2 separate regions of the Mus musculus genome follow, and region 2 is linked to region 1. Evidence: chromatin contacts called from ENCODE Hi-C or POLR2A ChIA-PET data. All regions are on one chromosome and are shown on one strand. Each heading gives the region's core, a stretch centred on a gene start or an enhancer-like site at or near the end of the contact. The rest is flanking DNA. Distances are from core to core; before and after follow the strand shown. Region 1 overlaps Nckap5l (NCK-associated protein 5-like). Region 2 holds the start of Nckap5l (NCK-associated protein 5-like).

The links. Hi-C counts contacts between places; a loop is a spot of excess contacts on that map. ChIA-PET counts read pairs that join two places held with the same protein, here RNA polymerase II (POLR2A).
Region 2: a loop to region 1 is called in a map of heart, with 3 times the contacts of the local background. The contact joins the promoter of Nckap5l here to the enhancer-like site in region 1. A Hi-C loop is called at or near these places in 21 of 37 maps with a recorded cell type or tissue (CH12.LX, CH12F3, Patski and 10 more). POLR2A ChIA-PET finds 5 or more read pairs at or near these places in 5 of 5 experiments (Patski and embryonic stem cell).

What each region holds. Positions count from the first base shown.
Region 1 is chr15:99,417,734-99,422,539 of GRCm38, reverse strand. Nckap5l (NCK-associated protein 5-like) reads left to right here. Exons shown (of 13, transcript NM_001001884.1): 13 at 1-506. Among named protein-coding and RNA genes, the nearest start is that of Nckap5los, 13 kb to the left of the region's middle. RefSeq lists an enhancer at 983-2,586. Within about 2 kb of position 1,653, at least 3 of the 3 ENCODE cell types and tissues checked have a DNase peak (open chromatin) inside an H3K27ac peak, as active enhancers do; they include gastrocnemius, heart and left cerebral cortex, where a contact is called at or near this core.
Region 2 is chr15:99,454,382-99,459,162 of GRCm38, reverse strand. Nckap5l (NCK-associated protein 5-like) reads left to right here and starts at 1,415. Exons shown (of 13, transcript NM_001001884.1): 1 at 1,415-1,531.

The DNA of each region.
Region 1 (4,806 bases), core at 404-2,903:
TGCTGTGGATGCGACAACCATGCTCAGCTCAGGGAGAGACCTCATCCCCAGTCCCTTGACTCCCCCAGAGTAAGGCTCTGCTCTACGGGACCGGGGGCTCCAGGCTGCTTTGTCCCAGCTCCCACTTCAGGCCGAGCCATCTTGCGGTGCTAGGCTTCCTGCCCGCCAGCTGTGCCACCTCTGCCCAACCTGGCTGCAACCCTGCCCCAAAGCCCCCATGGGGCTGATTTTGGAAGCCCCAGGCTTATGGAGTTTGGGGGTGAGGGGGACAAGTCGCCTTCACTCTGCCCTGGTCCTCCCTGCTGTCTGAATGGTGCTGCCTCCCTTCCCCACATCGTGGGGTCTGTTTGTCTGTCTTCATCTTTGTTTTTATATATATATATATATATAAGCGCCTGGCCCAGTCCCCACCCCTACCCGCACTGCGGTTAATTTATCTGTTGTTGAAAAGCAGCCCTGCTTCTGCAGCATCCCTAATAAAACGTGGAGGCCTCTCCCCACCGTGACTGTTGTGTGGCAGCCCCCCCTTTGTGCTTGCTGGCTTCTCTATAATCCTTCGGGTGGACTGGTGGGTAGGTCCAGGGACCCTCGGGTGCTCTAATGAGGCTCTGTGCCCTTCCCCTGGAGGAGCTGGCTAGAAGGTGACTTACAGTGACCTGTGTAGATCTGAAGCCCAGAGGATGTCACTGACCAGAGGGCACACAAGGCCATGCAGCCTTGGTGAGAAAGATGGGGAAGAGGCCTGTGATCATGCGCTCAAACCTCTCTATGCTCCAGGTTGGGGACTGGCCAGTTCGGAGCAGTCCCACTGGCTTTATATATAGACACGGGACAGTCAGTGACTACCCAGGCCGAGAGGGGAAGAGCCTGAGAGGACTACCCTCACACCGGCACACTATGCTGTCTCTCAACTCACTTCCTCGTGCTTTATAAACCATCTCTATATGACTCGGGAGCACTAGAAGCCAAGGATATTTATCACCAGAGCTGGCGTTCCTAAAAAAACCTATCACTACAAACCTTGGTTTTCCTCATCTGTATATTAGACTGAGAGGCCAGGTGGCCCCGCCCCATCAGCAGCCTGAGGCCAGGTGGCCCCGCCCCTGTTCTCCTTCACGCTCTACGCTCCGCCCACATCTGCCATCTTCCCTTAGCTGACGCCATCACTGAAGAAATTAACAAGACCAGAACAGGGTCTGACAATGCAGTTTTGTCCCTGCCCCTTCCTAGGTGTACTAACGGAAGTCTGCATCTTGGTTTCTGACCAACTCCTGACTGGTTTCTTGACCTGTTATTGCCCTAAGCCTGATGCATTACATCATTTCCTGTTAGAACTGCGTTGGCCTCCTAGATCCCATTCCTTCCTGGAAAGGAGTTTGGCATGGTGGGCTTTCATCTTCACTTCAAAGCTAAGACCAAAATCCATGTTCTCGACAGGGTCTGCTCAGTATGCTAGGAATTTGAAAATACCAGGTGCCACCTCGGTCCCTGGGTCAGAATGAGTTGACTGGAGAAATGTCCCAGGGCAGGATAGGCTGCAGGAACCATAGTGGTCCCGGGAGGCAGCCCTGCCCACCATGGTCAGCCATAGCCCACATGACAATCTCCCCCTCCCCCAACTCCTGCCTGATCCCAGTCAGCCATAGCCCACATGACAATGGCCCCCCTCCCCGGACCCAGGGCTCGGTTCCAACTGAAAGAATTTGAGGGCGGGAGCATGTGGGTTTATTGATACTCCAGGGAGCCCGGTTTCTTGGCGCTCAAGGAAAGCTTTGCTGAAAACCTCCTTGATCATGGCTGGGGCAGAACACTTGGTGTCTCGGTTTGCAACAGCTGCTTGTAAAGTTACTGTGACCTCACTCTCCTCAAGAACAATGGGCGAATGTTCATGTAAGACCTCAGCCGGGTTTCCCAAACACAGGAAGTTCAGACTGCCAGACAGCTGCCCTCCCCCAAAAGGCCAAAGCCAAAAGGCGGGAAAGAGGCGGGCTCCGCACACTGGCACCTCTCCTTTTGCAGGAAGCCCCCCGCCCCCACCCCTCCCTCCGCGACACCCACACACACAAAGAAAAAGAAAAAAAAAATAGCCTCTCTAAGGCTGCCAGGGGTTTATTTTATTTCCTTTTTTCTACTTTTCCCCCCCACAAATAGTATGTTTTGTTTCCTTTAAAAAAAAAAGTTTAAAAAAAGAAAACATGCTCTGTAGCAAACCCCAGCTCTAGATCCCCGCCCTTATTCTCTGGGGTAATTCAAGTGTATAAATAAATCTCTTAAAGCCAAAAGTTCACGGTAAGTACTTGTGGGGTCGTCTGTGATTTTAGGGAAGGGGACCAGCTGTTTTTTAAAGATTTATTTATTATTATATCTAAGTACACTGTAGCTGTCTTCAGACACACCAGAAGAGGGAGTCAGATCTCATTAGGATGGTTGTGAGCCACCATGTTGCTGGGGTTTGAACTCAGGACCTTTGGCTCGGAAGAGCAGTCAGTGCTCTTAACCACTGAGCCATCTCTCCAGCCCCGGGGACCAGCTTTTTAAAAACGTTTTAATTATTAAAGACCTACAAATCTGGGTTGATTCACAGCCCTCTGTCCAGTTTCAGGGTACGGTTCTTGCTTGTGGGAACATGAACCCTAGTTTCAAATAGCTGGCACCTACATAAAAGCCAGGCTTGAAGGTGTGTGTCTATAACCTCAGCACTTGGGGGTGGGGGAGGGGGCCAAGCCAGGTGGATATCAGGACTTGATAAGTAGCCAGTTGGGTCAAATGGTAAATCGCAGGTTCAATAATAGATTGTCATAAGAAGAAAGCAAGGCCCAGCGTGCTAGCACTTAGGAGGCAGAGGCAGGCAGATCTATGAGTTCTAGGACAGCCTGGTCTTCAGGGTGAGTTCTAGGACAGCCAGGCCTACACAAAGAAACCCTGTTTCCAAAAAAAAAAACAAAAAACAAAAACAAAAAAGAAAGAAATGGTCTTTTGGAAGCCAGGTGTGAGGTGTTGACACTTTGGCATCAGCATCTGGGAGGCAGGAGGCCAGGCCTTCCTGAGCTGCAGAATGTAGTAGCCTCAGCTACAGAAGACCCTGTTTCAAAAACAGTCAGACCCCTGTACAGACTCAGGGGTAAAAGGCCCTTGCCACCAAGCCTGACTCACTTCTCCAGGCCCACATGGTGGAAGGAGAGAGCAGACAGCCATCGGTTGTCCTCTGACTTCTGTGTGCTACGTACTTGCTCACACATAAATATATTTAATTAAAATAAAATATGTAAGTATATATGTTTTATAAGAATATATGGGGCTGGACAGATGGATGGCTCAGTGGTTAAGAGCATTGCTCTTCCAGAGGTCCTGAGTTCAATTCTCGCAGCAACCACACTGTGGCTCACAACCATCCGTAATGGGGTCTGATGTCCTCTTCTGGTTTGTGAAGACAGTGACAGTGTACTCACATAAAATAAATAATATCTAAATAAAAAATATAATATATATTTATAAGAAATATATAGAAGCCAGGCATAGTGGTGCACACTTTTAATCCCAGCACTTGGGAGGCAGAGGCAGGCAGATTTCTGAGTTCGAGGCCAGCCTGGTCTACAGAGTGAGTTCCAGGGCTGTGGTGGTCTACACCTCTAATCCCTGGTCTACCTCACAAGTTCCAGGACAGTCAGGGCTACACAGTAAGACCCTGTCCAAAAGAGAAAAGAAAGTAATGTGGTCTTAGTATTTTTAAGACTTTAGTTTGGATGCTTATTAGTTTTTTGAGACACAGTCGTGCTATGTAGCTCAGGCCTGACTCAGACTTGCCATTCCCCTGCCTCTGCTTCACCAGTGTGAGGCTCACAGGTGTGTATCACTAAGTTGTGTTTCTGAAGCGATGGCTTGTGTGAATGTTTCCAGTGTGGTATCATCTTGTCACTCTGCCACCTCAGGGGCAGCCATGTTTACAGTTTGCCCAGCAGACACTTTAAGCCTTTGATTTCATCCCTTAAGGGTAGAGGATGTGGGGGGGTCACCACAGATGGAGTTTTGGGGATACTTCCATCCCATCTTCACGGGGCTGGAGCCAGTGGAGGACGGAGGATGGGCGTCTCTGACACCAGACTTCAGAGAAAATGGGTTTTTGTGAGAGAGTATAGCAGGGGCACACACTGGTTTCAGGTCGAGAAAAGGAAAGTTGTAGGCTTAACCCAAGGGAAGCATTGCTGATGGGGGAACTGGGGTGGCGAGTGGAGGGCCAGTGGCGGTGATCTCTGGCTCCAGGGATAATACATAAGAACACTCACCCTTGACAGTGCGCCAGCACTACCTCGGGCGGCCATGTGTGTGGATACTCAGCTAATCCTCTATACAACCTCTTCATGTGGGTGATCCTGTTACCCGGGTCTGATAGGGTAGGGAGAGCCAGAACGTTTAAAACGTTAAAGCCTGTGTATAGATCAGCCGTGATTCAAGCCCAGACACGCCGGCTCCAGAGCACACTCAAAACGACACCAGATAACACTGGGGGGACTGAAGTGAGAGGACGGAGAGTTCCAAGCCAGCCACAACTACAAAGCCAGAGCAAGACCCCGCCCCACCCCACCCCGCCCCACCTACCACCAGGGCCCGAGAGCTGGGTCAGTAGTGCAGACTGAAGAGTCTCTTCCAGGAGACTCAGTAAGTCTGGTACACACGCTGGATGACTCCATCTCTGGGGAATCTGACACCTCTAGCCTCTCTAAGCACCTACACCCACGAGGAGCACACACACACACACACACACACACACACACATATTGGGGTAGTCACTCAGTGGTAGGACGTTTG
Region 2 (4,781 bases), core at 166-2,665, 37 kb before region 1:
TTCTTCTTCTTCTGTTGTTGTTGTTTAATCCAAAATGACTCCCTTATATAAATGCTCATTCTGTTTTCCAGATAAAACCTCTTGCATTGCCCCCCCCCCCCTACAAAAGAGGATTTGCTTGCTATCCCACTCTGGTAATTAGCTTCTTGCCAATCACTTGTCTTTATTCCTGCCTGGGTCCTACTCAAGTTCTCCATCTTTAGACTCCCACTCTAAAATGCCTTCTTCAGAGAGGACCCCTTAAATGCATCCCAGCCAACCTGACCACCCTACATTCTTGTAGGGCACCCGTTCTTTTACTGGACTAATTTTGCTTTAAGTCTCATTTGTACACCTAAGAGAGAAGCAATATTAATAAAATATACAAAGTGTCCAAAGATACCTCTGAATTCCCCTGTGTGCGCATCCAGGCCAGTTAATACAGTGCATATAGCTGAGGATTATAAGGTATCCACCGAAGGGCAAGGAAGTGTTTAAGGACCAAAATGGAGACAGAAGCTATAGGATCATGACAAGTTCAAGGTCAGCCAGGCCTATATCATGAGTTCCTGGCTAGCCAGAGTTAGAGATCCTGTCTCAACCAATCAGTAACAACAAACAGACCAAGGACAACCGTACTGAGCTCTTAAGTTGCAAAGGCCTGCAAGAGTTAGCTTGTTTCCTCCCGGTTAGTGAAGTGACTGGACTGTACTTTCTTCTTCCCTGACAGAAAGTAGCTAAAAACCAACCACAGTCTCTTTTTTCTGCACTACAGATCTACCTGCCTCTGCCTCACAAGTGCGAGGATTTCTCATGAGCAACCACGCCTGGGTCTGCCTTGCTTCTTAAACCAGCACTGCTTTCTACACATGTGCCTGTTCCTCGCTTCCAGTTTCCAGATTTCTGGGAGGTCCCCGACCTAGAGATGGAAAAGAGAGGCGGGTGCATTTCAGGCCAAGGAGACACTCAAGCCTCTTCCTGTAGATTTGCACCTAACACGTATGCAGCAAATTACAAACACGCTCTCAACCACATACACGTGCACGCCCAGACCCACGGAAGCAGACGCGCATGCCCGTGGGCCCGCGCAAACCTACTTAGTTTTCTCTGTTCTAAATGCCCCGGCTCCAGTCCCACTCGGCCGGGCCTGGCATCCCGATCCCCAGCACCAGGAGCACCGGGAGCACCGCGAAGGCTTTGCAGGTCAGCTCCGGCCTGAGGAAGAGTGTTTCTCCGCAGGGGGGAGGGGAGGGGAGGCCCTGCCCACTCGGGCGGAAGCGGCGCGCGCCGGCCGGGCAGACTTAGCTCTCGTCCTGGGAACATCTGGATAGAGCTGGGAGGGGCAGGCACCCAGGCTGAGCGTGGATTGGCTGAGCGGGAGGAGGGAGGCGGGGTCTGGGCGAGGGGCGGGGCTCATTGGCCCCTTTAAAGCCTTGACATCAAGAGGTGGCTCCGGTACCCCCCTTTTCCTGCACCCCCCTCGCCCTCCCGCCCCCGAGATGCGGCCATGGACCCTGTGGACCAAGCCAGTCGAGCTCAGCACCTGATTTCGGTAAGTTCAGGCCTGTTTGGCATTTAACGGGCTGAGAGGTGGGGGGCCGCACGCCCCGGGTGGGGGCCGCGGAGTGTGGAGTGAAAGGCTCTCGTGGCAGCTTTGGCTGGAAGGGGCAGCGAGCGAGGCTTCCGGCCCACACCTCGACGCCTGCCGGTCCCTCGCGCTGCACTCTCCCAGGAGGGGTCCTGTTGTGACTTTGTCCACCCCCCCACCCCACCCCCTCCCGCCCCCTGCGCCATCCTCGCGCACACTCGGTGGCCCCGGAAGGGAAACTTTCGGGAGTGGGGGGATGTTCCGGTGGCGGGTGTCCCTCCCTCTTTGAAAGCACTGACCTTGCCCCCACTGCGCATCCCACCCTCCCCGTATCCCACGGTCCCGGTAGCGTTTAGCGGTGCTGGGTTGCGGAGGGAGGGGGCTCTCCCCAAAGCGCAGGCGCAGACTGCAGCCCGGGGCACCCCTTCGCACTCCTTCCAGTCCCTGTGGCCCGGGGCTGTAGGGCGTGGGGGAGGCGGGGAAAGGCGGAGTGACCGGGTCTTGGGAACCACCCTGCTGAGGCTCTGAGGGGCTGTGGGAAGAAGGGAACCCGACAACCTGCATGCTGAATAGAGGCTGAGCGAAGGAGATGGGTTGGGCTGGAGTAAGGGACAGGGCAGCCCCGACTGAAAAGGTTTCTGGGTTTGGGCTGGGGTGCTGAAAAGAATGCAGAGAATTTATTTGTGCCTGACATTCCCTTGGTTTAGCAGGCCCAGGAGAGCGGCAGTTGGGACCCCAACTCCCTCTTTTTATATCCTGGGCGGAAGGCCCCTCTTGTCTCTCTAGCCTTGGCGCTGTCCCAAGGGCACAGAAGGCCTTCATCTCCTAAGCCTGGTTTTCCAGAGGGCTCACATGAACCCACCCAGCCTGCCCAACAGCTGCTTTTTAAAGACCGCCTTCCTCAGGAGCTGGAGGTTTTAGGCTTGAAGGCTTCCTTAGGTTTGGAGGCAATCTTTGATTTCCCTCTCCGCCAACTCTCCCGTTCTCCAGTGGGCCCTCCTGCTTAAACACAATTGTCAGCCAGAGGAAGTGGTTGGAGACAGAGGCCGGCAATCAGGACTGGTTTGAGGAACCATGGGGAAGGAGTCTCTCACTATTGTGTGCTCAGGCCTCTGAGGGGAAGTGAGCATTGTACAATTGCTTTGTTGTAGACCCTCTTCAATCTTACAGGACCCCCCCCCCTCCCAATCTGGCCTGAAAACCTGGCTCTCAGATTTTTAAAACCCATCCCTAGTGTGTGAGCAGAGTTCCTTGTATTCCCACATAGATTGTTTGGTTTTGTTTCCAGCACCTGTGGTCTACCTAAGGTGTCTTTGGCTGTACAGTATTCTCCAGCTCTAGCCTTTGGAAGAGTCGGGCTTCAGAGAAGGGATGCACTCCACCACATGGCAGAGAATATTCGTGTATGTGCACTGAGTTGCTGTCAGGATGGCCAGAGTCAAGAGCCCTGGGCCCTGGTCTTGCAGCCTGCGCTGTGACCTTGAGCAAGATGGTTTGCTTCTATTGAGCATAGTTTCCTTCATCTTCAGAGCTCAGCAGTAGGACCAGAAAGATCTAAACCTCCCATACACACACACACATACACACACACACACACACACACACACACACACACACAAACATGCACAGAGGTGGTGACTCGAGGGGTGAGGGGTGAAGGGTCCTCCAGCAGGCTGGCTCTGTTAAGAGAGCTAAACTGCTGGGCTACAGTTTATTAGGGTTAGCATTTTGGATTGAGAAAAACAGAACTTTGTTCCGCCCGTGAATAGGCCTTTTCTGCTCACCCCGGTGCCTTGGGGTATGAACTCCTGCTGGCTCAGGTTCGGCCCACCCATCAAGGTGAGACATCATGACTGGGCCAGTCTTTGAGTTGGGTCTTTGGGGAGGGTTTGAGAGAGGAGGAGGCAGCCAAGGGCCAGCAGGGTAGGCAGATTCCCAGCAGACAGTTTGCATCTCAGCTGTTGGGACTTGTTTTAGGATCCAAGCCAGGGAGGCCAGCACATTCATCCACCCTCTTGTGGGAAGAAGGCAAGGAGGGCCCCACTGCTGTTGCCCATCCTACCTGCTGTCTCCACACACTGCACCTCTGTACCTCCAAGCAACAGGGGGAAGCTGCCCCTGCCCTGCTTTGCCCAGCCCCCTTACCTCTGAGGTAGGGCTTTCTCGGGACTCTAGTGCTCCAGGTCAGGGCTTGCTTCCCAGCCCAAGAACCAAACAGCTCCATGTTCTCATTTGTTTTCGTCCTTGGGCTCCCAGATGAAGGAGATGGTGGTACTTAAAGAGGCTCCGGGATGTGAGGCACATTCTCCTGCAATGTCCTTCACTCTCAGCTTCCCTAGGTCCGGGGAGCCCTTTAGCCCCAGCCCTGCCAGCCTGTGTGAGTGAAGCATCAACAGAGGGCTTGTAGGTGAAACCCTAAGAAACCTCCCTCACTGGTGTGAAGCCCTCTAAATGGATAGTGGAAACTCCCAGGGAAGTCAGTTTCCCAGAAAGCAGTTATTGGTGGAGTCCCTGTGAGAGCAAAGGGTGCAGCTGTTGCTAGGCAGAAACAGCAATTCCATCTTGAGGAATGGCTCTGAGGCGGGCAGCCCGAGGCCCTGTGAAGGAGAAAGGACAACCTGAGTGAAGGGTGAGGGGCTCTGGTGTGTAGACACAGAGTCCCCAGAGCTGTATCTATCTCTCAGAGCAGGATCTCCTCACCCCTGCGGCCCCTCCCCCAAGTACCTTTGCTACCCCTGTCTGCCGTGACAGCCCCTTGCCTGAACCTGGCAAGCTCCTCCAGCCTGTCTGGCTGCAATAATGGACTGATTGGATTTTCTATACTTGTAGTTTGGGTTTGGTAGGTTGTTGGTGGTGGTGTTTTTTTTTTTTTTTTTTGATTGAACATGCAAATTTATGTAAATCAACCCAAGATCTGCCACTGCATCAAAACAACATAGAGCTTCCACGGGCTGGAAGGAATCCGAGAGAAAATCTAGTCTGGAGGCCCACCTTCAAGTCAAAATGGGGAAACTGGCCAGGCGATGGTGGTGCATGCCTTTAACCCCACCACTCTGGAGGCAGAGGCAGGCAGATCTCTGAGTTCAAAGCCAACCTGGTCTATGGAGTGAGTTTCAGGAGAGCTGGGGCTACACAGAGAAACCCTGTCTTGAAAAACAGAAAGAAAGGGGGTGGGGTGGGGGTGGGGGGAACGGGAAAACTGAGCTGGGCATAG